7 separate regions of the Homo sapiens genome follow, and all the other regions are linked to region 2. Evidence: chromatin loops called from intact Hi-C (ENCODE). Cell type or tissue: mammary epithelial cell. All regions are shown on one strand. Region 1 overlaps SVIL (supervillin). Region 2 has its middle 100 kb from the start of SVIL. Region 3 overlaps SVIL (supervillin). Region 4 holds the start of LOC124902401 (a long non-coding RNA gene). Region 5 has its middle 200 kb from the start of JCAD. Region 6 holds the start of LOC102724333 (a long non-coding RNA gene). Region 7 holds the start of LOC107984218 (a long non-coding RNA gene).

Region 1 (4,000 bases), 200 kb after region 2:
AAGCCCTCTGTTATACAGAAAGCATTCAGCCTAAACATAACCCTGTGAAGGCGGCAGATTCGTTATAGGAACTTGATGTCATTTCCAACAGCAGGCGTCTGCTGGCCCCTCTTGCCCTCTGCACACTGGACTGAGTTGCACTGCCTTCGTTCCTGGCTGCAGGCGATGCGCCAAACTCTTCCCATCAAATAAAAGTTGATGAATTGGACCCTTTATATTTGGAAATGAAATGACTTTACATACATCTTAACTTTTTATTTGCTGTGGGCAAAATTGATGTGATGCAGAGGATGGGGAGGTGGGGTGATAGTTTTAGGAGTAGCAAGGCTGAAGGATCTTACTGGAGAAACAGATCAGTCCAAGCCTAGACCGAGATAGAGGTCAGTGGTTACAGCAAGACGTACAATAGCGGTGCCAGGTACCTGCCTGTCCCCTCCAACCAAAACTCAAACCAAAATGATTTTAGAAAATTAAGTTGATTATAACTTTTATTTTCTTTTAGAAATTTCTTTTTGAGCTGCAATGTGTTTCCAGCCTGGTGTTGAAAAATTCTTGCAGATAGGCTCATAAAGTTTTGAGCTGGTAAACATTGTAACTAGCCTGTAGAATTTCCTTTTTTTCTTTCTACATTGTAAGAGGAGACAGGGCAGTAATCTGAGTGTTCCTCCTTTGACTTGCTTTATGTTGTTAAAACAAGGTTGTCCTTACCCATGATGTTTCTCTAAAATACCTTCAGCCTGGTATAATTACTCGTTCATATTCTGCTTGGCATCATACTCAGTCGTGTGTTGAGGAATGAATGTGTGGACTATATATTACCTAGCCTACCTGCGGTTTAAGGTTTTTAATGGCTATGTTGATTTATGATTCATTTTCGTCGTTCCTTAGCTCATTACTTGCACTTACTAGGAGCTCAATAAATATCAGCAGAATGGACCTGAATTAGTACTTGTAACTCTTGTGTTGGTCACATTATTCAGTGATAATTTTAAAAGGAAAATGTGTAATAGCAACTAAAAATGTGATCCCATTGACTTATTTTATTTTATTTTTATTTATTTTAATTATCTTCTTTATTTGAAATGTGTTGTTTTACATAGATGCTATTTTTATATTAGGCTATTTACCAACGTGCCACTGCAAAACTTATGGAAATTAAATTACCTTTTACTTTTAGTCAGCTGCTTACAAGAGAATTGCCTGGTATTTGTGGGCAGAGTGTGACTATAATAGACTCCGTTCTTTTTTTTTTTTTTTTTTTTGTGACAGAGTCGTGCTGTTATCGCCCGGGCTGGAGTGCAGTGGCATGATCTCGGCTCACTGCAACCTCCACCTCCCAGGTTCCAGCAACTCTCCTGCCTCAGCTTCCCGAGTAGCTGGAATTACTGGTGCCCACTACCACACCCGGCTAATTTTTTGTATTTTTAGTAGAGATGGGGTTTCACCATGTTGGCCAGGCTGGTCTTGGACTCCTAACCTCAGGTGATCCACCCACCCCGGCCTCCCAAAGTGCTGGGATTACAGGCGTGAGCCACTGCACCCGGCCAACAGACTCCTTTCTAATAATTTAAAATTACTTGGGAAAACACATGATTTGATGGCCTTAGATACATTTATTTTTACCTCTTGATTTTAGTAGTGAGCCACATGTCCTGGAAACTCCATGAAGTGAATATGAACTCTATAGCAAAATGTGCTTATACATTTTCAAAAGACAGAATTATTCTTTTTTTCCCTATAATATTCCTGTTTGTTTATTTTTTTAAGTTTTAATTTAGGTTCAGGGGTACATGTGCAGATTTGTTATGTAGGTAAATTGTCACAAGGCTTTGGTGTATTAAATATTTTGTCACCCAGGTAATAAGCACAGCAGCCCACAGGTTGTGTTTCCATCCCCGCCCTCCTGCCTCTCTCCTCCCTCAAGTGGGCCCTCATGTCTGCTGCTCCCTCTTTGTGACCATGTGTACTCCATGTTTAACTCCCACTTATAAGTGAGGATTATTCTTAATAAAAATCAGCCTTTAGGTTTTAAGTTATGGTAAAGTCTGTGTATATGTTGACGTTTTAATAGAGATTATCTGGTTTTGTTTTTTGTACACAATAGTACAGGGAAACCCAAACATGAGTGGTTTCTCCAGAAAGATTCCGAAGGGGACACACCTTCACTTATCAACTGGCCTTCCAGGTACCCGCACGCCGGCCCTCTGGGGCTTGTGTGCATGAGTGTTGCTTCCTCCTGCCTGACCACACATCAGCTAACACCCACTCTCCTCTTGCCTTCTTTAATACCAGTGCACTTGAAAATCACGTGGAAGTTACTTTCTAATCATTTGCTTTTCCCCTCCACATGCCCTAATCCATGCTAATAGTATCTCTCCTTCCCCCTCTTTTTCAATCTTTGTCAATCTTTCTTGATTGACAAACCTTTTACTTGACCTTTTGCTTTTCCCTTCTCACCAACTCACATAGGACTGGCCAGTGAGGGGCAGTAGTGAGCACCCAGCCAGGCCCTGGGCTCCTTTCCATAGCTGGACTCGCTAGCCGGCGTCCCATCTGCTCAGCTTCCCACTGCTCCCAGCCCTTCCAGCCTCCTTGCTTTCATATCTCCTCATCTCTAAACCAGTAGTTAATTTTCAACAGTTAAATTTAGGGCATGTGGTTTTAAAAGCAAACAAAACCCCCTATCATTTCATTTTTAAGACTGGGGGCAGGGAGAGGCGGAAGGAGTCAGAATGAGTAAGTCATGGAAGGACAAAGCTCCACACACAGAGTTTCTGACAGTCACTTTGTTCTTGGCTGAGGACAACATTCAGATTGTCTCTGATCAGGAGCACGCATTCCACAGGAGAACTGGAACCGCGCTTCAGTCTCCTTTTGATTAACAAACGTTTTAAGTATGAAAACCTCCAACACTGGCTCATCTCTGGGAAAAATAACAACTAAGAATGTTTTCTTTCCCTGAGTTGTTCATAGTTACCACCTCTATGTGCGTCTGTGTGGATTGTCCTTTAATGACACATATATAGATACACTGCCTCGTACGTTAAAAAAAATATATAGGAGTTTTTATCAAATTTAGCAGGGTGCACTTGTCATTAAATAAACTATTCTTTTCCATACAGTGCACATCATAAATAATTACTTTTGCCAATTAAGCTTAAGTAAACAGTCTAAATTCCTCTCCCCGCAAGAAATCCCTTTTCCCACTCCAAAAGCCCTCTTTGCTTTTTAAAGCTGAGCCCTAATCAGTTTTCCATTCTCAAGTAGTTGGAATTGTGTCTCCTTTCCCACTACATGGTACTTCAAAAACCAAAAATAAGAACTAGATAACACTATTAAACATTTACTCTTTGCTAAGCACTAAGCCACGTGCTTTGCAAATATCACATTACATTATGTCACTATTATTTCCATTTAAAAGGTAAAGCAACTGAGGCTTACTAAGGGCAGGTGAGTTGCCCAACACTACACAGCTCAACCTGACTGAGCCAGGATCTGAGCAGAGGTCTCTTCCAACCCCACAGCCAGAGCTCTTGGTTTCTTTGTTTTGCAGTAATGGAAAAAGGTCTGTAGCTTTTGAAAAGGATGTCAGTTTTGCTCTCAGATATTTGAATAACTTTAGAAACAACTGGAGCAATCTCTCTTTATTTTTATTTTATTTTTGTTTTTTAGGGACAGAGCCTCTCTCTGTTGCCTATGCTGGAGTGTAGCTGTACAATCATAGCTCACTGCAGCCTCAAACTCCTGGATTCAAGTGGGCCTCCTGCCTCAGCCTCCTAAGTAGCTGGGACTACAGGCACACGCCACTGCACCTAGATATTGTTTTTTACTTTTGTAGAGACAAGATCTCACTATGTTGCCCAAACTGGTCTCAAACTCCTGGCCTCAAATGATCCTCCTGCCCAGGCCTCCCAAAAGGTTGTGATCACAGGCATGAGCCCCAGGGCCCGGCCTCTCTTTTGGGATTCATTTTTAACTAAGAGCATAACAGCAGGACAGG
Region 2 (4,000 bases):
CCCAATCTGTGGTCTTTTAGAGCAAACAAAAACACTCGCTTTTCTTTTTTGTCTGATGGTGCATATTCAGGAGGAAACATAAAGTAGTCTAACACTCAGAGGAGCACAACTACCTCTACCTACTGAAACAGACAAGTAACATACTTAACAGGTTGAAATTTATCTACTTATCTACTGTTCTGCCGTTTACCAAGCACTTTTACAAGCCCTAACTCTCAATCTTCGCGGCTGCCTCAGCATCACCTGGGAATCTGTTCGAAGTGCAAATTCTCGGGCCCCACAGAAGTCTTACAGAATCAGACACTGGAGGGGGCACGAAGAGGGGCAGTCATGGTGTTTTCACAAACGTTGGAGGACTCTGGTGTAGCTAAAGTGCGAGAACCACCGAGGCAGGGTTCGGTCCAGGTGGAGGGGATTGGGGGGTCCCGCGACTTTTTCACAGGTGCGCGTGGCCAGCAAGGACGGTCTCCTTTGCAACTGGCCCACAGCGTTGGCACAGGTCGCCAGATTTTATTTATCCCTGGAAGGTCTGGAGACTCAAAGGGGCCTCTCAGGGCTCCAGGGTAAGCGGCTGCCTCCGGGCAGCAGAGCCGGTGAGAGCCAGGGAGCCCTGAGCCGCTGGGCGCGTGCGCGTGGGCGCGTCCCTGGGCCGGGCGCGCGCCGAGGGGGTGGGTGGCGCCGGCCCCGCCGGCCTGGCGCGCGGTCCGAGCCACTCAGAGCGCCTGGCGGCCGACACCCGGGGGCCCTACAATTAATACCGGGCGCCTGCCCGCTGGCCGGGACTCGCGCGCCGGCTCTCGGGGACGGAGGCGCCCGGTCCGCCCTGACGAGCTCGCCACTGGCTCTGCTCCGGCGGCGACGGCGACAGTGGCCCTGGCCGACTTTCCCGGGGCCCACACCTCCTCGAGAGCCAGCTTGGGCAGGGGACGGTGCCGCACCACCAAGGCCCCGCGCTAGTGTGCACCCCCGGCCCGGGCCCGGCAGGTGGGCGAGGAGGGCGGGCGCAGTCGGGCTCTGCAGGAGCGCGCGGAGGTGAGACGGGGGGGAAGGTGGGGACGCGAGTGTGGGCGCGTGAGTGTGGGCGCACCCCCGGGAAGGTCTCGGAGATGTCCTCTCTCCCTTCTTCCTGGTCCCCTCCAGAGTTTCGCTCAGGTCCTCAGGGGACAGCCTGAGAGGCCAACCTGCTGGAAGAGTTCACTCGGGCGACAGAGCGAGTTGGACAGCCACACCCCCGGCCGGGAGAGCGATAGGGCGGCCCTGGCCTCCAGCCCCTGGGATCCTAAAGCCCCGCATCTCCGGGGCTGCAGCGGGGGCTAGCCCAAGCATCTTCCCAGCCCTGGGACCGGGGGGGCGTGACTGCCACCACCCTGAGAGCTACTGAGACACAGGACACAAACTTAGTTTCCAAACAAAGTAAAATCTGCCTTTCCGGTGTTTTAAGATAGGACGTGCTTATGCCGATTCATCGCGGTTTCCTTGGGCCACCTCCGAGGACGCGGCTGGACCCGCTGGCCGTGGAGGGGGTCGGCTCCGGGCGCGAGTTCGTGTCCTGGGGCGTGGGGACAGCTCTGGTGCTTCCCCCGAGAGTCGTCCCAGCGTGGTCCCCGCGCACTGGCCCCTGTTTTGGGAAGGGGTGCCCGCGTTGAGAGAGGCAGGGGTGCTTGTGCTTGGCCCCCCTCTGTGTCCCCACCCTCTCCGCCCGATCCTTGCCCAGTCCGAGGGTGCTCCCGCCTGGTGGCCCAGCAGAGGGCGCCAGCTCCCGGCCGCCGCGCGGGTCGCAAGGGGTGGGGACGCGCGAGCCTCCAGGTAAGGAGCGAAGTGAATCATCCCGAGCGGGGACCCGCTCCCCGCGCGGTGGGAACGAGGCGGGGCGTGGCCGCGGCGCTGCTGAGAAGTCGGGGCCGCCGAGCCGCTGTCGGCGGGAAGCGGCGATCCTGCCACCGGGAGGTGTGGAAGAGCCGGGTAGGTGAGCAAAGTCCCTCCGCGCGGTGGCCGAGGGGCGCGCGGAGCCGGGGCCGGCAGACGCCAGGACGCGCCGCTGCGCTCTGCTCCGGGGCGGGAGGCGCGGGTCAGTCTCGCTCTGGCTGCGGGAGGCCCTGCCGGGGACCGAAGCGGGAACGGGGGCGCCTCCCGGGGGTGGAGGCCGGCGGGTGCCCGGGCCGCTGCGACGGGGCGCTGCGCTCGGCCCGCGGGGTCCCCGAGCCGTAACAAAGGCGCGGCGCGGCCGCGGCTCCCACCCACTTCCGTCCCCGGAGCGCGCCTCGGGGAGGAGCGGGCCGGGGCAGGGTTTCTCTCCGCGGAGTTTCGGGAAGTTAGCGCGGCTGCCCGTTACGCTGAGAGCATGGCGGGGAGGCGGGTGGCCCGGGGAGTGGCGCGCCAGTGATCAGAACTACGACATCGCCCGGTTCCTTTCCCGACACCAGCCGCAAGTGGCCGGAGCTGCGGTGGCTCCCGCGCCCCAGCCCGGGGTCCCAGACCGGCGCCTCCGCAGGGCCCGCGCGGGTTTGAACCCGATGCGTGGTGCGCCAGGCCACCCCAGCTGCCCACGTTTCTGCGCGCGTGCGGGCTCCCCGAAGGGAGTGGTTTAGTCCCCGGGTGACAGCCAGCAGTCCCTGGCACCCCGAGTGGAGCTCCAGAAGGCGGTAATTGCATTACAGTGAGTGAGCGGCGGGGAGGCTCCAGTCCAGGCCGCAATCTGGGTCAGGTGCGGGATTAAGAGCTTCAGGCGTTGGCATGAGAGATCTTGTGAAGTCTGACAGTTTATTGCAATGAGAAGTTCCTCACAAGGGGAGAGGCCAGCTGGGGAAATTAAAGGAGCTCCTGTCCGCCATCCCCAGCCCCATCCCGAGGTTGTGATAACTTGTGCCTGTGCAAACCCTAGCACAGGCACGCGTTTTGTCATAGAAATGTCAGAGGCAGCATCTCTACTGCGCCAGATGTTTCTCAGCATCTGAACAGGAGAGGAGGAGGTGGTATTGAAGAGAAACCCAGGACGTTCTGCTTGCTGTGAACCCTAGCCCCTCGCAGTCAATCGATGGAATTCACGTTTTCGTGTCTTGTCTTATCTGCCTCCACCCCCTTCTTCTGTTGGAAGGAAAGGGCAGGCACTGGTTTTTATGAAGGGCTAATGGACCAGGGACTCTCCCCTACACAATGTGGAAGGCTCTTCATTTTCTCTTTAAACCTTACAACCTCTTCCCAGGAGGTTATTTCTGTTTCACAGATGAGGAAACTGAGGCTTAAAGAGGTTAACAGATCCAAGAGTCTGCCCTGTTCCAAAGAGGACTGTTTATTCTTCCAGGTTATTTTTTTATTTTTGACAAAGTCGGTTACTGAAGAGCGCTTTATGGACTGCTGGGTGTGTGCTGTACCCCGGGGTTCAGGTTTGATTATGCTAGGCTATAGGGCTTGATGGACTTTCCACCTATCTCTGGCTTGTGTTAATGCCAGTGCCATAGCTAAACCAACTCATATTTAAAACTTAATGTATATGAAGAGAACTAAGGTTTCCTCCCCAAACCTTTAGAATTATGACAGTTCCAAAGAGAGGTGGAAATAGCTGTCCTTTGCTTTTTGCAGTGTTTCATCAGGCAGGTGGGCCTGGAGTCAGGAATTCTACACAGCACGGAGCTCTGTTTGCCTTTTCTTTTGCAAGGAGCTGCAGTTCCCACCTTGTTTAAGCTGTGTGTGACTTTGCCACTGTGCTGAATGTGCGTTTAAAATTGAGTGAAGTATGCTTTGGAAATAATGGCCCACCTTACTGACTGATAAGTTAAAACCTCAGAATTTCTTTGAGGGATCCAAGGATATGGTTGTATCCACAACTTTTATACAACATTTGAGCTCAAGTTTACAAAATAGGACTTTGGCATTGTCCTGAATGTACTTAAAATGTATTGCCTTCAAGAAAGATGTTTGCAACTCTGGCGTGACAGTCAGGGACTTGGAACGTCCTAGGTAGAGGCAGCCAGGCACGCTGATGAGGGCAAGCCTGGAAAGT
Region 3 (4,000 bases), 140 kb after region 2:
TCCTGCTTCTGTTTAAAACTTCCCTACAACAATTTAATAAATTAGAATTTTAGAGACTTTTTTTCCTTTAAATTTAGAAAGTGAGTTGAAATTCAACCTATTTCCACCACCCTTTTGCTAGCCCTAAAGAATGAGATAGAACATTAGTCATTAGAATGAACTTTAATCTAGGCCTTGATCATGAAGGAAATATTTAGATGAATGATTTGAATTTTGTTTAGACTCAGTGTAATTTTAGTCACACAGATTTTGCTTGAAAATCAGCTAGGCTTCTTTTACCCCAAGAGAAGATTTTTACCTAACGAAGTTCACCTTGCATGTTTTAACATTGATTTTTTATGCTTACTTTACTGTTAATTTGGATCAAATATTGGGTCTGGAAAATGCTCCTCCCCTTCCTACGTAACTGTCAGAGTCCATGCAACGATGGACACCTTGACATTGAAACCTCCATTACGGAGGTCTCACTGTTAACTGGAAGAATCGCAGCTGCAAGAAACTGAACAGCACCTGGCGACTTAGGTAGAATTTGAAACAGAAATGAGAAACCAACATGTATTCAGCTTTTGTGAAATTGTGTGCTTCTAGAAGCTTCTTCTTGCCCCTTGCCTTGTGAAATATCGAAGAGGCTTTATTTTCTTATTCGGAAATAGGTAACATGTTGGAAAATAGAATATGCAAATATTACACTTAGATGCTTAAAAGCAGTGACATTGTTTCAGAGAAATCCCCTTTTTTCTTTCTTTCTATTTTTGAGAAAGAGTCTCACTCTGTTGCCCAGGCTGGAGTGCAGTGGCACCATCTTGCCTCACTGCAACCTCCGCCTCCCAGGTTCAAGCAATTCTCCCACCTCAGCCTCCCAAGCAGCTGGGATTATAGGCATATACCACCATTCCTGGCTAATTGTTTGTATTCTTAGTAGAGATGTGGTTTTCCTATGTTGGCCAGGCTGGTCTCGAACTCCTGACCTCAAGTGATCCATCTGCCTCAGCCTCCCAAAGTGCTGGGATTACAGGCATGAGCCACAGCACCCAGCCCAGAGAAACCTCTTTATGTCCCATGAGCATTAGAGCAGTACCCAGAACCATGTAAGGTACTAGCAGTGGTAAATGCCTGGCAGGCTCTTTGCTCATCTTCCTCCTAAGCCAGGAACAGGCATCAGCCCTCACCCAGAGCACTTGGATCTCCCCACGTGTGCTAAGATCCCTTCGCAGCATGGAGCTTCATGCAGCAAGGCCGATGACATAAGCTGGCATGAGTTCTGTCTGCTGCCCTGGTATATCCTATAGCACCTAATGTGCTGGAAGGACTCACGTATTTAGGAACATGATAGTTCTCAGGCTGTCAGTTTTTTAAAAAGGTGCAGGGTGCAGGGGAGGAGAATCTGGAAGTTACTATTGCTTTGTCAGAGGTGAGATTCTGAGTAAAATGTTCGCACAGTAGCAATGCTTATGTACAAAATTTTTACTATGGCACAGGATTGCATCAGGTTTTATAGAGAGAGCTATTACTTTTTTATAAGACTGCCTCACTTTTATAACTGTCAGTATATTAGCTTATAATACAGACAATTGAAAATAGCAAAAGCACTTTTATATAGCTGACAATAAAGCCTCTTAGTTTGGATTCCCTGGGTTTCAATGCCATGGCCCACAGTCATTTTACTCAACAGGTTCTTCTTGAGGGCATGGGGTAGAAAGTTCTGGACCTGCCTGGGAGGTCAAGGTGAGAATGACAGCCAAGGAGCTGAAGAGAGAAACCAGCAATGCAGAAGCACAGGTGTTCCCAGAGTATTTGAGATTTCATGCATGTAAACACATTTCACTTCACATATATTAAAAAAGAAGGCCAATAAGTGTGTGAAACATTAATCTTTATTTGGTTATTACTAGAACATAAGTTTGTGTGGGCAGGGAGTTTGTCTCACTGTATCCACAGCCCCAGAACCGGGCTTGGCCTCTTGGGTGCTCCATAAATATTTGTTCAGTGGATGAATGAAATAATTTGCTAACATTTAATTTCTTGCATGTCTTGGAGATATTAAAACTACTTTAAACAAAGATGTCCTTGCTTCAGGGTTTCTATTTGGAGTGTTTTGTAAAATTGGCTTTGGGAGATGCATTGATTCTTTTCTGCCACCAGGGGGAGGTATAGTGCAGTTCAGGAATCAAGTTTTTAAGTTTTTTCAAAGAGGGGTTAGTACTTCAACTGATACTCTTAGATGTGGATAACTGTGACTAAGTTAAATCAGCACTGCAGGATGAGGTTTAAAGGTATTTCAGCATATTTCAAGCTTAACACAAGCATGTGTCCGGGTTAAAAATAATATCCATAAATACAGCCTGATAATGTGCTTAAATATAAAACATATAAATAGGTTGCAAAAGATGACTGAATCTTTCATCATTTTATGATCACTTTCTGCCACCCAACCAGATGGCATATGTGATCTACTAGCCAGAAGGTGTAAAGTACATGTTAAAGTGAACAAATACTCTTTTTTTCTTCAGAACAGGAAAAGATCTGATAAAAATCTATCATTCTGTCCATGCGGTTGGCACCGTTTTAATGTCGGGGGAAAATGCAGTGGTTCTAGTTCTGCTTCGTAGACAGTGACTAAATATATACCGTCAAGGCTGAGTGTCAGGGGCTGGCTCAGTACAATCAAGCATGTGAATAGCTCTTTTGTGCTGGGAACCTGTTGGGCAGCCTTACTTAATTGGGGAGCCACGGGACAGGAGGTCTGGTAATATCTTTATTATTAAGGAGAGAGTCCCAGGGGCTGGAAGGGAGGAATTTTCCTTTACAACTTTTTTTTTTTTTTTTTTTTTTTTTTTTTTGAGACGGAGTCTTGCTCTGTTGCCAAGGCTGGAGAGCAGTGGCGCAATCTTGGCTCACTGCAACCTCCGCCTCCCAGGTTCAAGCAATTCTCTGCCTCAGCCTCCTGAGTAGCTGGGATTACAGGCACATGCCACCACACCTGGCTAATTTTTTGCATTTTTAGTAGAGACGGGGTTTCACCATCTTGGCCAGGCTGGTCTTCACTCCTGACCTCGTGATCCACCCACCTCAGCCTCCCAAAGTGCTGGGATTACAGGCGTGAGCCACCACGCCTGGCCAACAACATTATTTTTAGTGAGAACAAACTTAATTTTAGTTCAGTAGACATTGCCTATTATGTGGGAAATTAATGTATTCTTTTATTACTATCTTCAGTTTGCAGTTCCTGAGGTCTTGAGGTTTGGCCATATAAGAACATCCAGGTAGATCAAGGTCTCTCGGCAACTCCAGACCCCCTGTTCCAGGAGTCTTGATTGACAGAGCTTGCTGCAAGTCAGTAGCCAGCAGCTAAATTGTCTCACCTCGTTTTCTTTTCTTGCCTGGTCTCTGGGTGGAAGTTCCAATTAGGGCTCAAACAGCCCCCAAAGCCGGCAGCTGAAGAGGAAAGGGGGAATACGGTGGTGCTTCAGTGCCATCTAATTTGGCCTTAAACAGTAGGAAATTAGCTGCTTGTCATTAAAATAAACAAATGCCAGCCTGTTCCGTGCTGCATGCTGCAGGGGACTTGCAAGGGGACTGGTGAAGTCCCCACAGTTTCTGGGGTTTACAGGGGGCCCAGAGCCGCTCTCCTCCCCTCCAGATTCCCACCACACTGTTGGCCAGCTGTGGATCCTCTCCTCCTTTGCCTAAGTTAGAGGAGACAAAGGTGAGTGTGAGCTGAGTGCTTCAGTGTCGAGGCCGTGCGGGCGATGATGTGATAGGGCGGCATGGGGTTGGTGTTACTTAAAACTCCGTTTCCCAACGCTGCTTTCCACAGAGCTGGAGGACAGGCTTTTGGTGTCGAGTGTCTCACATCCTTGTTTTTTTTCCCTTTGGCATGAATATCTAGACAGGAATTTCTGATAAACTCCTGTGAACCGAAAAGTCACCGAGGCATCTCAATCCACTTAAAGGTTTATTTTGCCAACATTCAGGATGCTCCTGGGGAAAAAGGGACACA
Region 4 (4,000 bases), 220 kb after region 2:
TTCTTTTAATGATTTCATTTTGTGAGATTATTTTATTAGGATAAAACTGACTCATTCAAAATAATTGGAGAAAAGATGAATCATAGTCATTATATAGTATGAAATGGTGCGGATTAGAGCTCTTGAAGGAATTTCGACTTCGTGTCCAAGCCCATGAACTAGCTCTTGTAGCATGCAGGGTGTTGTTAAACATTCGAGAATTACAGGAGTTAGGACTAAATGAGACCTTGACCCAAAGGGATCTGCATGAGATTGACAAGGCAGCCTTACCCCAGTTCTAGAGATTGAGCACTTGAGATCTTATCTGCTGCCACTTAGCAGAAAGAGGAAAACAGAAATGAAGGGGGGAGAAGGAAGAGATTGAGGAAGGGGACAGGTCCAGAGTTCGAAGCTCCTGCCTCCTTTGGGGGATTCCTTTCTTCACGGCTTACTTCCCGTTATTTGACTGAGTGAATAGACAAATACAAGGTGTGATTATGTACACATACGTAGATGTCGCCGGATTCTTGTTTAAGTACTACAAAATTTGTTTTCTTATTAGCATAACAAAACTTTTATCATAGAATATATCTCATCCCATCTCCAAAACAAATATTTAATGGGAATCGGGAAGCTTGGAAGAAGGACCCTTAGAGATCATCTGACCAGTTCCTGATGTGACAGATATAGGAGGGAGAACCGAGATACCCAAAGGGAGTAGCCAAATTGGGACCAAAGCTGATGTTCTGCTTAAAAATACACTGTTGTCTAGGCGCGCTGTCTCATGCCTGTAATCCCAGCACTTTGGGAGGCTGAGGCAGGGGATCGCTTGAGGCCAGGAGTTCAAAACTGCCCTGGGCAACATAGCAAGCACCTGTCTCTACCAAATAAAAATTTTAAAAATTAGCCTAGTGTAGTGGTGCACAAGTGTAGTCCTAGCTACTCTGGAGGCTGACATGGAAGAATTGCTTGAGCCCGGGAGTTCAAAACCAGCCTGAGCAGCATAGCAAGACCTCGTCTCTACAAAATAAAAATTTTAAAAATTAACCAGGCGCAGTGATGCACACCTGTCATCCTAGCTACTCTGGAGGCCGAGGCAGGATTGTCGCTTGAGCCCAGGAATTCGAGGCTGCAGTGAACCGTGATTGTGCCGCTGCACTCCAGACCTGGTGACAAAGGAAGACCTTGTCTCTAAAACAAATTTATAACAATAAAAAATATTTATGGATTTAATATTTATGGATAAAAATATTTATGGATTTAATATTTATGGATTTAATATTTATGGATAAAAATATTTATACCATTTGTGGATTATGCATTAGTGATATCAATAAGACCTGGCCCATCAGGTCCAGCACAGAGGGAAAAGGATCTAATTATTTGGCTTTTCCCTACTCTTTAAATTGTTTGAGCATCGGCTCAAATGAGTTTAGTGATCACCACCTTTTTTTTTTTTTTTTACCTTTTATCTTTCCCATGTTTGTTTGTCCAGCGTAAATACCTAAGATTTCTTCATTCATGCAATACAGTTAGCTGAAATAGCCTCAAGTTTGTGAAAAATAACCTTTCAGGATTCCAGTATTCAAGCACTGCCTATCAAGTCACATCATCATTGAGCTAAAGTAGGTTAGTTAACAATATCAGTTAATTAGATTCTTTTTTTGTGTATATCCTTCCCCTGAGGAAAGTTGAAGTGATAATTTTAAAAAATGGGTTTATAGAAAATAGTTTCTGTCTAAAGAAGATGGATAAGAATGATCAAATTCATTTGTAGGAAAAGAATAGGGCTTAGAACACCTGAGGAGAAACAGTCATAAACATCAAATTTTACCTCTAATTGAAAGGGATGATATTAAGAGACTGTAAGTGCTTCATGGCTTTATGTTTTTGTTTGTTTGTTTGTTTTTTGAGACAGAGTCTCACTGTGTCACCCAGGCTGGAGTGCAGTGGCACAATCTCGGCTCACTGCAACCTCTGCCTCCCAGGTTCAAGCGATTCTTGTGCCTCAGCCTCCCGCTGGCTAATTTTTGTATTTTTAGTAGAGATGGGGTTTCACCGTATTGGCCAGGCTGGTCTCGAACTCCTGACCTCGTGATCCACCTGCCTCAGCTTCCCAAAGTGCTAGGATTACAGGCGGAAGCCACCGTGCCTGGCCAGCTTTATGTTTTTAAGCCCATGTCTGCATCATTTTCTGTAACACAGCTTTAGTCCTTTAATGTTATTTCACAAGTGACCAGAAGGCGTCGCTAAAAGACATTTTTCTCTGGGGACGGTTCTCTTGCTTTCAGCCCAAGGCCAAGGAACAGACATCCTTGGCTGGAATGATGGTGCATCTTTTATCTAGCAAGTCAGATTTCAGCTCTGTGTTTCAATCAACTGTAAAATCTTCGGGCCATCTTAGAAAAGGGACTTTATTATTTTTCCAGACATGCTGTCTTCCGAATAAATGAAATTCAAAATGTTAAAACGAGGCGGCTGTGGTCATATCTTGGCCCAAGCCGCCTCTCTTACCTAGATTATGGTTCCATCACAAGGAAGAGTTTGGTGCTGAACTCTTTGTGGCGGGCATGTTTTCCTCCTAGATTGGCACTGTTGAAGAAAAGCGGGGAGGAAGATTGGAGAAACAGACTCAGCAGGAGGCAGGAGGGCGGCAAGGCGCCGGCCAGCAGCCTGCACACCCAGGAAGCAGGGCGGTCCCTCATCAAGAAGGTAACATTCCCCATGTTAGGAAAAGCCTTCCGACTAACATCACTCTTGGAAGTGCATCAAAAAGACAAGCGTGTGCCACCTAATTCCTACTCTGTGAAGCATTTGTGCATTTTTGCCCTTAGGGTACACACTGAGAGTCTGTCACAGAGCAGCTAAAATTGGGCAGAAGGCTGTGCCTGGAGATGTTTTAAAACTGGGATCAGCAACACACACACACTATGTCAGCAAGCAAGTGCCTGAATTTTAAAGTGTGGACTTTTTCTTCAGTTTAAAAACCTTCTTAAATGAAGTCTGGCTTTCATGTGTTATTAAAGCCTTTATAATGAAAAAAATTGAATTCACCACTAATATCTTTAAGTTCCATGTAAAATACAGACTTGTGTTTCCCATGCAGAGATTTTAAACCTAAGTATAAAAAATAAGGACATAATTGTGGTTTATGAGTATTTAGTTCATCATTTAAGCGTGTTTCATGAGTAGCTATGCCTTTTATTGAGAATGTACAGTAATGTATAAGTTGAAACAAAATTAGGTAATGCATGGTGATCAATACTAGCAAGCATTTCATATGCGAAAGTATTGATGAATTGTTAAATCACAGATGTGATGATGACCAGCTTTTGACCAGGTAGTGCACACTTTTGAAACTGATGGTGACTTACTTGCTGGCTGGCCCTACAATTGCAAATGCACCTTCTGGCTGGAGGCGAAATGATGCACCGGTGACACACTCCCTGGTCACTTTCTAGGATCAGAAGTCTTCAAGTAGAAAAGAAAAAGAATGCTTTCAACCCGATGATCCCCAGGCCCCTTCTAGCTCTAAAATAAGTTAAGCATCTGTGGAAGGGAGAGATGATGAGTGTGACTTTCATGCATTAAGAAACGTACATAAAAATGAGATGTGCACATAGAAGTGTGAGTCAGGAGTTCTGACACTATTTCCTCTGATACTTCTGTGTCTTCTTAGGTTTCACTGGAATGGCAATTTGAATTCTCTTCTTTGAGACATACATGGTGTTAAAGATGATTTAACTAAAGACATTTAAGCCTTGGCCATTTGTAAAATTCTCAAATATAACTAGATATTTAGAAAGTATATGCATGTGCATATTTTTCACACACCGTGTGAAATTCAGATTTCAAAAATGTGATCCTGAAGTGAAAATCCATCTGTCAAATTATGTATCCCTGCTACCCGCAAACTTTATTTAAAAGAATCTTGAAATCATTGCTTCAAAAATGACTTTAACACATTCCTCATTAGCAAACCTGCCAACTACTATGTCCTGGCACCAAGCAGCGCCTGGCC
Region 5 (4,000 bases), 120 kb before region 2:
GAAATGGATCCAGCTTGCCTGCTGTACTTTTATATGAGACACTAAATCACGGTTCTTTGGAAACGGCAACATTGAAAGCATAAACTGTCATTTTCCCAGAATGTGTGGAAGGGCGGATGTGGTTGATATAATGTGTTTCTTAACACATCTTTTCACCCTGAGCTCACTCCCACCATGTGTTTATATGCACTGCAGGGCATACAGCAGCCTTGGTCGGTGCACGTGTTCGCAAGTAGTTTCGCCTATTTCTCAAGCATATATTCCTACGGGTGCCTAGCAAATGCCTTAGCTGAGGACAAGGTGTCCAAGGAATAAGTACTTGCTGCTGTTTTCCAACACACACCACAATTTCGGCTGATTCTCAGCAAAGGGCATTTCTTCTACTCTGGGATCTGTGAATTTGCTCATGGTTTTTAACAACCTGCAGCCCGGCTCAAGTCATAGTCTGGATCCCAATTTGAAATTAGCTACATTTTATTAGTAAGTGTCCAGAAATGGCTTGGCGGGTCATTTTCTGTCTTGTAAAATGTGGTTCTTATTGGCAGTAACATGCTTTTTGGGCACTGACTCATGTTCTCTCTTCAAGCAAATGATTCCTTCAGGAGGCACACGCTATATCTAGGTTTGCTGTGTGCAACACATCAGATCCTGGCCATAGGGTGACTTAGCAAAGGTACAGGCAGTTTATTGCACACCTATGTACACTTCAGGTCCCGTGCTAAGAGTTTTAAGGGCATTATCTCATTTAACTTTACAAAACCCTGTAAGATAGAATCTGTTAATCATCCCATTTTCAGACGATGAAAGCAAGATTTAAAATGACTTGCACAACCTCATGAAACCGACATGCTTGGGCTGGACTATATTGAGACTAGGTGAGGTGAGTGAGCACTCAGTTTGGTGCAAAATGTAAAGGAAAGCCAAAAGGCTCAGTAAGCAAGGTAAAGGATATTTCAGTGCAATTTTTTAAAAATGCAAAATTAGTGAAAACATTCCATAGTAAAATATTAAAATGTGAAAAAAAGACAGACTCTGACCTTATACTGGGACTCAGCCTTAATCACCTGACTCTAATCCTGGCCCTGCTGAATCCTGTCCCTTCCCTGGCTGGAATTTGAACCCAAGGCTGGCTGAGGCTGAAGCCCATGTTTGTACCCACTACTCTATAGGATGCATCTGCCTCCTCTGCCAGCAGGGCAGCTGGGAGGTACTTAAAATGCTTTTCAACAATGATGACAGGCTGGGTGCAGTGGTTCATGCCTGTAATCCCAGCACTTTGGGAGGCCGAGGTGGGAGGATTATTTCAGGCCAGAAATTTGAGACCAGCCTGGGCAACATAGCAAGACCCAGTTTCTAAAAAAAAAAAAAAAAAAAAAAAATGTAATTAGCCAGGCACGGGGGCATGCACCAGTAGTCCCAGCTACTCAGGAGGCTGAGGTGGGAGGATACTTGGAGCTCAAGAGCTGGAGGCTCCAGTGAGCTCCACTGCACTCCAGCAGTGATTGCTCCACTGCACTCCAGCCTGGGCAACACAGCAAGACCCTGTCTCTAAAAGAAAACAAACAAAAAAAACAAAACCAAAAAAATAATGATGAAAACAGAGCTGATCCTCTCTGCTACCCATCCCTGTGAAAGGTACATTGCAGCAGGACTAAGAGTGGCATCAGTGATGGTGAGAAGTCATGTGAAGTAGCCTCTGATCCTTATATCAGCCAAGGAAACTCTTGGTAGAGTGAGTCCTAGTTTAGGGAGAGGGACTTTTCCCTGAGCAAATCAGTAGTAATCAGTCTGTGAGTAGATTTGCTTTAGTGCAAGTGCCGTGACTCAGTTCAGATGGACCCAGGGCCCCCTGGCAACTAAACTATTCCCGAGTGATTTTGTGACTTCTTCCTCCCTGCCCAGCTGGCCCCCTGCAGGTGGCACTGTGGACTCAAGGCCTCTGTTCCTCCTAAAATAGAAATTCCTTTGCACAAGTCGATTGGAAAGCCAGCGTCCTGTTTAACTTCTTGTCTCCTGCAATTTGAGCAGCTGTCGAGCCGCTGCCAAACAATGCCCACAGCTCTTTTGAGTGCATCTCTCACTGCAGCCCTGCCTGTCCAGCTTCCACGGCTGTGGAGGGGACGCACGAACCACACTTCTGTCAAAGAGGGTACTCCATAAAGTTGTCATTCCTCCTGCCTCTTTCTCCTTTCCCAGCCAGATCTGAACTTCATATTATATTACTTCTTGTAGCATCTTCTTGTATATCTCAGTTTAAACTTTTGGCCATAACTTCGGTACCCAAGCTTTAAAAAACATGTTGCTTTCCTTAAATGTCATCTTGAAATTGAGCAGGATGCTTTGCTCTGAGGAAGCCGTCCTTTTCCTGGGATCCACAGTGATATCTGTCTACCCTCTGAGCTCTCCCTGGGCTCAGGGTACTTGCTCTACTTCATGTTCAACTCAAAGTCACTTTCTCTGTTGGACATTTTAGTTGTTCCAGTTCACAAATGGATTGTGCAATTTTTTTTACTTTTTAAGAATTCTTGCTTTTTCTTCCTCTACTTTTTAAAAATTTTCTTTAGAGACTAGGTCTTGCAATATTTCCCAGGCTGGTCTTGAACTCCTGGCCTCAAGCGATCCTCCCACCTTAGCCTCCCAAAGTGCTGGGGTTACAGGTGTGAGCCACTGAGCCTGGATTTCCTCTTTCTTCTTAAGACACAAACATAATTTTCTCTATGTTTTCTTCTGCTAAGAGTATTAACAAATATATTCTTCCTTTATCAACAACAAATACATGTCTGTCACAGCCCAGGCTCCATATCATCTCATGGATTTTCCTTACTCTCTGAGAGTTCGGCTGAGACTCTTCCCAAAAATTCCTCTGAACTTAGCTATTTGCTCTAGTCAAGGGGGATCTGGGTAGTTGAAAAAAAGAATGTCTTAATCTGTCCTGGAGACAGCTGAGTTTAATAACAACAATCAAAAAGGAGAATATTCTTCTCTGAAGACAACTGAACAATCGTTCCAGCAAATACCATTATATTTTATTAAAAAATAAGACATGAAATGTAGGTAAGGAATGGAGGTACTCATATTTCCAGACTGCATTTTCAATTAGCGTTTTCTTTTTTTCTTCTTTTTTTTTTTTTTTTTTTGAGACAGAGTCTTGCTCTGTCACCCAGGCTGGAGTGCAGTGGCACAATCTCAGCTCACTGCAACCTCTGCCTTCCAGGTTCAAGCAATTGTCCTGTCTCAGCCTCCCAAGTAGCTGGGACTATAGGTGCATGCCACCACGTCCAGCTAAGTTTTATATTTTTAGTAGAGACAGGGTTTCACCATATTAGTCAGGCTGGTCTTGAACTCCTGCCTTGGCCTCCCAAAGTGCTGGGATTATAGGCATGAGCCACAGTGCCTGGCCTCAATTAGCATTTTCTGAAGACTACTTTATTGATGTTTCTAATGAAACAATAATAATACTCAAACAGAACATCTGAAAAACTCAGAAGAGCATTCTAAAAAAACAGTTACAAAACCAACCATCCAAGGTAACAACTGACAACATATGTTTTTTGGTTTTTTTTTTTTGAGACGGAGTCTTGCTCTGTCGCCTAGGCAGTGGTGCGATCTCGGCTCACTGCAAGCTCCGCCTCCCACATTTAAGCAATTCTCCTGCCTCAGCCTCCTGAGTAGCTGAAACTACAGGCACGTGACACCATACCCGGCTAATTTTTGTATTTTTAGTAGAGACTGGGTTTCACCATGTTGGCCAGGATGGTCTCGATCTCCTGACCTCGTGATCCACCTGCCTCGGCCTCCCGAAGTGCTGGGATTATAGGCGTGAGCCACCCCGCCCAGCCAACAACATATGTTTTAAAGTAAACTCTTTCAGTATTTTTCCCTACACATCTGAAAAATGTATGTATTTTTAATCTGAAATTAACTCTTACTTTTCCTACTACAGTATTTTCTGTTCTGGTTAACATGAACGTAAATGTAAGTTAATGATTACATTCTCTCA
Region 6 (4,000 bases), 100 kb before region 2:
CACCAGCCTGGGGAGGCCACACAGTTGCTGCTATCCCATGGGCAGCTGGCCCCTTCCTCCCACAAACAGCAGCACCTGCTCACCAGATCACCAGGCAGAGGCAAGATGAATGTTCGCAGCACCACGTCCTGCTGAAGCTCTACACAAACACAGCACCCATGGCAACCAAACAGAGGGCAAACACAGGAGCAGGAATGCCGCTGTGAGAACAAGGCCCAGGAGTGACAGCCACGAGCCACCCACTTTATGGGCACTTACTAAGTGCCAGGCGCCACATCAAGGATTAAATACCTTATTTAATCATCGATGCAGCCTGATGAGGAATGTGCCATTGCTGCCCGCTTTAACAACAACGAAACAGACATGAGCAGAGTTGATGGAAGCTGTGTAAGGAGAGAACCAAAGGCTCTGTCTGAGCCCGGGTGTCTGATGCCACAACCCAGCCACAATCTCCATGCTACCATTTCCCCTGACAGACACCGAAGTAACACAGCCCCTCGGGAGAGCTGGGCCCCCAAGTTAGGGACAGGTAAATGGCGACACAGAATATAAGCTCCTCCAAGGCAGGAATTTTGTGTTTTGCTCATTGATGGGAAGCAAGCTTCTACAATAGTGCCAGGCAGGTGGATGACTTTGAATAAGTATTTGTTGGCCAGGGGCGGTGGCTCACACTTGAAATCCTTGCACTTTGGGAGGCTGAGGCAGGTGGGTTGCTTGAGCCCAGGGGATTGAGACCAGCCTGGGCAGCATGGTGAAACCCTGTCTCTACAAAAAATACACACAAAAAAATTAACCAAGCATGGTGGCGGTTGCCTGTAGTCCCAGCTGCTTGGGAGTCTGAGGTGGGAGATCTCCTGAGCCCGGGAGGTCATGGATGTGGTGGGCCATGATCACGTCACTGCACTCCAGCCTAGGTGACAAAGACCCTGTCTTAAAACAAAATTGTATTTGCTAAGGAAAATCAAGATCCAGAAAGCCACCCTGAGATGTAAACGCTCAATTGGTCAAGTGACTTGATCTCACACATTAGCCTCGCAGTTTGAAATTCAGATTTTTCCTTACTAAGGCCTAATAGTAAAGTCCCTTAAAAATGTCATTTTAAATATAGTATAATTGGTCAAGGAACCACATCTTTAGCTCTGTTCTTATTCCACACGGGAGAAGGTTAGGGGAGGAAAGTGACACATTTATTGTCCTAGAAAGCCGCTGGCCCGAGAAGGACTTTGACCCCAGCACCTTCCTCAGCCAGCCACACAGGCTCACCCTGGGTCATCTCATTTAATATTCAATAATGCAACCCCTGCTTTAATGACATGGAATTTTGGGTTCTCATTTACTGTATGATGGTGGGATTTTCCATGTCGCCATGTGTCGCAGATGTTTCGTTTCCATGTAAACAATCACCCACATATTGCATCTACTCATGACAAAGCCAGTGGCCCTCAGAGGCTTTCCATGGTTTCTGCCCACAGCCCCAGGGGTCAGCCCTGACCTCCCCTGCTCAGGTATGTCCTGGTGACAGCAAGTGTAGAATCTGCTGGAAATAATAAATACTATGAAGCAGCAGAGAGGGTTTCTGCCACACTGGCGTTTTATTAGACCTGCAGGATCTGTCAAGTGCGTCTGTTTTGCTCTCTAGATAAATGTGGAGCCAAAGGGTGTTTTTCTGACCGTGAATTCTTGGCATTTGTTCAGGCTTCTAAATAAGCAAAGTGAACACTGCCAGTCTCCTCTGGCACTGCTCGGGACCATTTAATGAATAATAGGATCATGGATGGGACCTGATGCAGGGGCTTCCAAACTTTGCAGGCAGTGGAACCCTTCTTTCCCTTACCCTGAAGTCCATCATTGTATTATAGTATCACATCATATGTATTACATCATCTTATAGAGCTGGCAGTTCTGTGGATGAAGCCAGGTGGCATCTGGAGATTCTCCGTCTGAGCCCTCCTTAGCCTTCCTTCCTCTAGCCCTGGGCCACGGCTTCTCTGGAATATCCGGGGCCTCAGTGAGCACATTTCCAGAAAACTGGTCTAATCCAACCCCTTCATTACAATGGTGGTAAACAAAGGGCCCCAGAGGCCAAGAAACTCAGCCAGGATCACACAGTGAATTCATGACCAAGCTGGGGCCAGCACCACGTCCCCGACTCAGGAGACAGTGCTCTCTGTATAGTCCATCACCAGTCCAAACCTGCTTTGTTTCTAACCTGCGGCGCTGGGAAACACACCTGCCTGGGACAAGTGCCTGGAAAGAATGCAGCTTGCCCTGGCCAGAAGGCTCCCGGCAGGTCTTGTGCAAGTGGGTACATGCAAATGATCGCACCTGGCTTACCTGTGAAATGTGTAGATTGTCAGAAAGACAGCTTGCATGTAAAACCTGAATTCCAGGGTTGACTGCCCCACCCCCAAACCCATCCTGGTTTAGATGTAAGAACCTCTCACAGGCAACAAAGCTCTCCCTGGCTGGCCTGACTTCCCACCTCTCAGTGAACATTTTTTCTTCCAAATGTGTTCTTTAATGCTCTCCTTCCTTTCCTCCGCAAAAAACAAACTCAAAACCTTCTGTTTCAGCCGTTTATTTACTGGAGGCAGATCAGAGATGCACCTCGCAAAAATGACACCATGAAAGTCGAGTTAGAACCGGGAAGAGCTTATTCAGTACCAGGGCCTGTGTTCACCAGGGCAGCCCCTCATGGAGGCCCTGGCGTCCTCATCATCTCGAAGCTCCCTCCCAGCTTCAGCATGCTAAGAGCCTAAAAGAAATTGGAAACAAACCAGTTGCCCTCTGTCCAGGTGGAGGAGTCCCTCTCTGGCCAGGAAACAGGTGCCACCCATGAGCCCCCAGCCCTGCTGCAGGGGCAAATGAGCTCTTGGAAGAATAAGTGCTATGACTGATACAAAAACACAACAGAAATGCCTCCAATCCCCACAGAGTTTGTGGTTTATCCTCTGCCTCCTACACTAAAATGTCAACTCTTTGAGGAAGGCATTGTGTCCCACAGAGCACACCTATTTCAGTAGTCTTTTATTTTCTTCACCTTCTCAGTTACCTTTCTCGTTAGCTTTAACTACTTTAGGAAAGCTGGCCAGATACAGCTGGGCCCTAGCATTTGTTCTGATCCCCCTCTCCTGTCCACCTTGTCTCAGCTGATAGCCTGGTGCCAAGGCCTGAAATGGGAAGCTCCTTCTCCCTCCCTACACCCTCCTTCTCCCTCCCTCCCACACCCTTCCCTTTCTCTCCCTGCACCCCTTCTCTTCCCTTTTGCAATCTTCTCCTCCCTCCTGTATGCCTCTCCCTCCCTCCCTCACCCCTATCCGCTCCCCATTCCTCCAGCACCATTACCTCTCCCCCTTCCTCCTTGCACCCTTCTTCTCCCTCCAGCACCCCTCCCCTCCTCCCTCCTGCACTCCTCCCCATCTCTGTATCTCCCCCCTCCCTCCCCCCTTCCCCCTTCACCCCTCTCCCTCCCTTCCTTCCTGCACCCCTCACCCGTGCTTGGAGGAAAGTCACATGGGGTCTTTGGCTGGAACACTCAGTGGCGCTCAGAAATCCTAAACACTGTGGGCTCTGCAGCGCCTGCCAGAGAGAACAGGGAGTCCTCTCGGAGGCCAGACTCAAAGCAAGCAAGATGGAAGAAGCCTTATTAGGTCATCCAGCTAGAGCAAGGGATGAGCCTCTTTCTTCTGCTCCCCAGCCCACAAGAAACGCCTGATCTGGCCATCTTTGTCCCTCTATTTGCTACTAACTCCCCTTTGGGAATGTGCCCTCCTCCCAGTGACCCACAGTCCTTCTCTGGCTGCATCTTGTCCTTCTCCAGACCTGGAAAGGAAACCCAGGGAATGACTTCTGCCCCAGAGCCTGAATCCTCTTTGTTCCCATCCTCCTGACCTCCCTTGCGTTATCTCCAGCACTTAGCACCTTTTACCTTCCATGTGGCTACTTTATTTGTTAGGTTTGTGGTTTATCCCCTGCCTCCTATGCTAAAAAGTAAACTCCT
Region 7 (4,000 bases), 270 kb before region 2:
CGCTCCAGCACTCCCGTGGGGAGACCCACATCGTGAGGAATTAAGGCCTCCAGCCAACAGCCAACAGCCAACACCAGTTTGCCAGCCCTGTGAATGATCCCCCATGGACATGGATCTTCAAGCCCAAGTGGAGCCTCCACAGCCACTGACATTTTGAATGCAACCTCCTGAGAGACCTCCAAACCCTCAAGTTCAGCTACTCCTCTGTGCTGGCCCATGGAAACAACATGAAACAGTAATTGTTTATTATTCTTTTAAACTGCTGAGTGTGGGCCGGGCACTGTGGCTCACGCCTGTAATGCGGCATTTTGGGAGGCTGAGGGGGGCAATCACTTGAGCTCAGGACTTCAAGACCAGCCTGGGCAACACTGCAAAACCCTGTGTCTACTAAAAACATAAAAATTAGCCAGGTATGGTAGTATGCACCTGTAATCCCAGCTACTTGGGAAGCTGAGGTGGGAGGATGGTTTGAGCCCAGGAGGCAGAGGTTGCAGTGAGCTGAGATGGTGCCACTGCACTGCACTCCAGCCTAGGTGACAGAGCCAGGCTCTGTCTCAAAAAAAAAAAAAAAAAAAAAAGAGAGAAAGAAAAACCTAAAAGAAAACCTGCTGAGTGTAGAAGCAATTTGTTTTGCAGAAATAGAAAACTTATTAGGAGGTTTGACTTTGAACCTGAGAAGGTTAGAAAACAAAAGAAAAACTTGTAATTGCTACAGAGAAAAGAAGAAATATGAAGAATGGGGCTTGGAGCATTGATTTTGGTGGCCTCATAATTTTGCCATAGAGCCTGTCTTCTTTGTCTTCAACTATGGAAGGACAAATAGAAGCCATTGGAAGAGTTATTTCTGCCTGTGGGAAACGCCACATGCATGAACTTAGACGGCGCACTATGCTTGAATTATGCCAATCTTGTGCTGCACGATTTATACCAAAAATTTTATATGGCTATCTTTATTACAAAGGTAAGATCTGTTACTTTTAGGAGATTTCCTGCAGAGTTATAACTGTACCCATATTATATCTGGTTCAAATCCATCCCACATATATAAGGCTGTACCATGAAGATAAATAAGCTAAACCCAGCAGAAAATGTATTGCATTTACAATAGATCATCTTTATTAAGTTTGAGTGCTTCCAGTGAATGATGCCTACAAAGGGTTTCATTTTTCTCTTCATCTCGAGAAGTTTGAAGTTACAGAACCATTGCATAGACCCTGGAATCATATATTATACAATAGAGAGAAGATGCCTTCTGGTGAAAATAAAACGTGGTTATCAAAGGGCAGGTCTCTTTGATATGCCTCGCTCATGGCCGATCTAGGAATCTCGGGGTGGCAGGGAGGCACCCACTTCACAGACTGAGCTCTGCAATCAGGTGAATCACTTTTGATGTAATTTTGGTTTCTAAAGGAATAGTGACATGGGAGAGAACAGAAAATATACTTGAGGTTTGTGAAATCCAAGTTGAAAATCCTGTCAAGTATCAATACTTATCACTAGCCATTGAAATAAATGGCTTCAGAGGTGACAGATCATAATAATTGGTGTACAGAAGTCACTTTCAGAGGAAAAAGCTCCTTGTAGAGTGAAGCCTGCTGAAAGTGGCCGGCTGACCCAGGCAGCACAAAACTTCTCGGGACATTTTCATGTGGGGTCCCTTGCCCTTTGTGTAGGAGAGGCCACTCAGTGGGAAGTGGCCCATTCTCCAGAGTGGGAAATGCCGGACTCTGTTCTGCTCCCCATGGGAAGGCGAGGGGCTGACCTCTTGTGCAAGCTGAGCAGAGGTAGCCGCCTGCTGGCATTTCAACGCTAGAGGGCAGCGTACGTGCATGCCAACGGAGGACAGGTTCACTGAGCCCCACATCCAGGCGGGTTGTGCTAATTGCTTGCTGTTTTTCCTACAAGCAGAACCTGCAGACCTGTCTACCTAAAGATCTAGTTGGAAGTACTTTGCTGCGACAGGCTGGCAGAAAAGAGAGGCTTTCAGGGGCTCTGCTCTCTGGACCCCAACTTTATTTCTAAAAATGTGAAGATAACTCACAAGTCCTTTGTTGGAAGCATATCTGGGCCTCAGAGCCAGATAAGATCTGCAATGAGTTGGAGCTTTGTCACTTACCATGCGATGCAGGCATGTCACCCATAGAAAGGGTTGTTGTGAGGATTAAATAAGATGATGTGTGGGAAGGGCTTGGCATAGCACAGTGCCTGGAACTTGCTAAGTGTTCAGTGAGTGTCGATCAGCAGTCATACTGTGCACCAGGAAAGAGGTCCAAGCCAAGCTGGAGCCCCTTAGGAGACAGTGTAGGAACTGGGGCTCCTACATGTCCCACTCCCACGGGAGCTCAGTGAGAGCCCCTCCAGGGCCAGAGACCCTTGCTGACACTTGTTGAACAACAGGGAGACCTCAAGCCACAGGCCACAGAACCTTTGAGCCTGTCCTTCTTCCTGGCACAAAAAGAACGGGTATGAACCCTCTTCTGCAAAGCAGAAGAGCAGCAACATCCATGCAGGTGTGAGGGTCAGTGACTTCCCACTCCCATACGCCTGAGTCCTGCTCACCACTCTGCAGGTCACGGGGTCTCGATTGCTTCCGAGTGCCCGCAAACTCCCTTGTAACCCCCCAACACCCATGTTGGCATGCTGGAGCAGACCGTGGGAGAATTTTGATAACCCAAAACAAAGCCTGGTTATTTAACACACGCATCGCCTGCTTTCAAATGAGCTCAGCCTTGGAAACTGCAGAAGTTTCTAATGGTGCTGACTTCTCACTGTTGATGGCCTGTCACAATTTGTAGATTCTAGTGGGAATGAGTGAGGCTTGAGGGGCATTAAAGATGATCTTGCCAGTGGTGTAGTAGAAATAGCAGAGGGCCTAGAGCCTAGATTTCTCAGTGCTAGACATGGTGATTCACCAAATAGCTGGGTGGCTTTGGACACGTGCTGAACCTCTCATGCCTGACTCTCTTTCCACATAAGCATCATGATAGGGTTATTTTTACCCCTTCCCACCTCACAGGGCAATTGTTAGGGTAAATGAGGTTAAAGTACTTTACACATGCATAGCACTTGCACTTTCTCAATAGTGCTTGGTGGGGAGAAAATTCTCCACGGGTCTTTTGCCTGGAAAGGCAGAAGCCTGTTTTGCCAAGAGAGACACGGACCGCTTTTGTTCCGGACTAGCTTTCCAAGGGTGTTTGTGCAGAGAGCAGCCTGGGAAGATACAGTCAGTGTCTCTGTCTCCAGAGGAAAGGGCAGGTTTGTTTACTGCCCAGTAGAATAAAGATAATGTCTCTCTCAGGGACAAAGGTCAGGCAGGCTTCCTACTCATACTAAAAATAAGTGACTTTCCTAAACTCAGGTTCCTGCCTGGTGTGACCGTCTCACCCGGCCTCTTCACATCGCGCTCTGGGTATTGGAGTCTACGGATCCCACACAAGAAAATGCCGAGACTCTGGCTACTGCTGTTGCAGTGAGTAATAAATTCCCTTGGCTCTGACCCAGGAGTCTTGTGTCTTCTATCCCCATTCATGAAACTGGCAGGCCCACTTGTAACCTGACAAATGGGGTAAAAACCTCAGCCCTGTCACAGTCCTTGACAATTTTCAGCTGCTGTTTTCTTTCCGTTTTTACAACAACTCTGAGAGCCAGGCACATCAGGTATTCCTATTTTGCAGATGAAGTAACAGAGGGTTGGGAAGGTTAGGGATGCTTCCAAGGACAGCTAATACCATGGAACAGTAGACGCTTAGATCTAGAAAATAAATGCTACATAACTAGAGACACTAGTGTCTCCAAACTTCTCTTCCCCAACCTGGATGGGGTAACTAGGAGTTACTTTGCTCATTAGTGTTTTTTTTTTGTTTTTTTTTTTTTACCATTAATCTGCAGCTCCCTACAGAGAGAAAGTGATGTCAATGGGATTTTGCACAATTATCCTCTTGTCCTGGGGTCCCAAAGTACATAGGGCTTTCCCTCAGCCCTTAGTCCTGCATAGATTTTC

What was found. Hi-C counts contacts between places; a loop is a spot of excess contacts. Peaks named below come from ENCODE experiments on the same cell type or tissue, not always from the same donor. Only the 100,000 strongest peaks of a DNase experiment are listed, where the experiment ranks them.
Region 1: a loop joins it to region 2, with 5 times the contacts of the local background. A loop is called at or near these places in 27 of 110 quality-filtered maps.
Region 3: it touches region 2 in a loop (8-fold over the local background); 38 of 110 quality-filtered maps call a loop at or near these places.
Region 4: it touches region 2 in a loop (6-fold over the local background); 19 of 110 quality-filtered maps call a loop at or near these places.
Region 5: it touches region 2 in a loop (13-fold over the local background); 58 of 110 quality-filtered maps call a loop at or near these places.
Region 6: a loop joins it to region 2, with 2.8 times the contacts of the local background. A loop is called at or near these places in 57 of 110 quality-filtered maps.
Region 7: it touches region 2 in a loop (10-fold over the local background); 19 of 110 quality-filtered maps call a loop at or near these places.

The regions. Positions count from the first base shown.
Region 1 is chr10:29,534,174-29,538,173 of GRCh38, reverse strand. SVIL (supervillin) reads left to right here. Exons shown (of 38, transcript NM_021738.3): 7 at 2,105-2,185. Among named protein-coding and RNA genes, the nearest start is that of MIR604, 8.9 kb to the left of the region's middle. RefSeq lists an enhancer at 1-64. In mammary epithelial cell, a CTCF peak has its summit at 2,484; DNase peaks (open chromatin) are centred at 2,253 and 2,673; H3K27ac peaks cover 2,145 bases.
Region 2 is chr10:29,733,717-29,737,716 of GRCh38, reverse strand. It overlaps a transcript of SVIL not described here. Among named protein-coding and RNA genes, the nearest start is that of SVIL, 100 kb to the right of the region's middle. RefSeq lists silencers at 1,103-1,397, 1,652-1,881, 1,892-2,081, 2,192-2,331 and an enhancer at 1,751-2,251. In mammary epithelial cell, a CTCF peak has its summit at 1,746 (motif pointing right); DNase peaks (open chromatin) are centred at 806, 976, 1,246 and 1,826; H3K4me3 peaks cover 2,879 bases; H3K27ac peaks cover 2,515 bases.
Region 3 is chr10:29,589,006-29,593,005 of GRCh38, reverse strand. The region is part of intron 1 of SVIL (supervillin); the gene reads left to right. Among named protein-coding and RNA genes, the nearest start is that of MIR938, 11 kb to the left of the region's middle. In mammary epithelial cell, a CTCF peak has its summit at 2,140 (motif pointing right); DNase peaks (open chromatin) are centred at 2,275 and 2,665; H3K4me3 peaks cover 178 bases; H3K27ac peaks cover 1,977 bases.
Region 4 is chr10:29,511,426-29,515,425 of GRCh38, reverse strand. It overlaps SVIL (supervillin), which reads left to right. Exons shown (of 38, transcript NM_021738.3): 17 at 2,565-2,691. LOC124902401 (a long non-coding RNA gene) reads right to left here and starts at 2,577. Exons shown (of 2, transcript XR_007062099.1): 1 at 2,494-2,577; 2 at 1-445. In mammary epithelial cell, a CTCF peak has its summit at 2,226 (motif pointing right); no DNase peak of the experiment used is centred here; H3K27ac peaks cover 437 bases.
Region 5 is chr10:29,856,550-29,860,549 of GRCh38, reverse strand. No RefSeq gene overlaps it. Among named protein-coding and RNA genes, the nearest start is that of JCAD, 200 kb to the left of the region's middle. In mammary epithelial cell, a CTCF peak has its summit at 1,918 (motif pointing right); DNase peaks (open chromatin) are centred at 179, 659 and 1,869; H3K27ac peaks cover 912 bases.
Region 6 is chr10:29,838,309-29,842,308 of GRCh38, reverse strand. LOC102724333 (a long non-coding RNA gene) reads right to left here and starts at 3,569. Exons shown (of 2, transcript XR_428684.2): 1 at 3,493-3,569; 2 at 2,563-2,755. In mammary epithelial cell, no CTCF peak of the experiment used is centred here; a DNase peak (open chromatin) is centred at 2,198; H3K27ac peaks cover 1,396 bases.
Region 7 is chr10:30,000,429-30,004,428 of GRCh38, reverse strand. It overlaps LOC107984218 (a long non-coding RNA gene), which reads left to right and starts at 3,357. Exons shown (of 2, transcript XR_001747403.2): 1 at 3,357-3,469. In mammary epithelial cell, a CTCF peak has its summit at 1,810 (motif pointing right); a DNase peak (open chromatin) is centred at 1,838.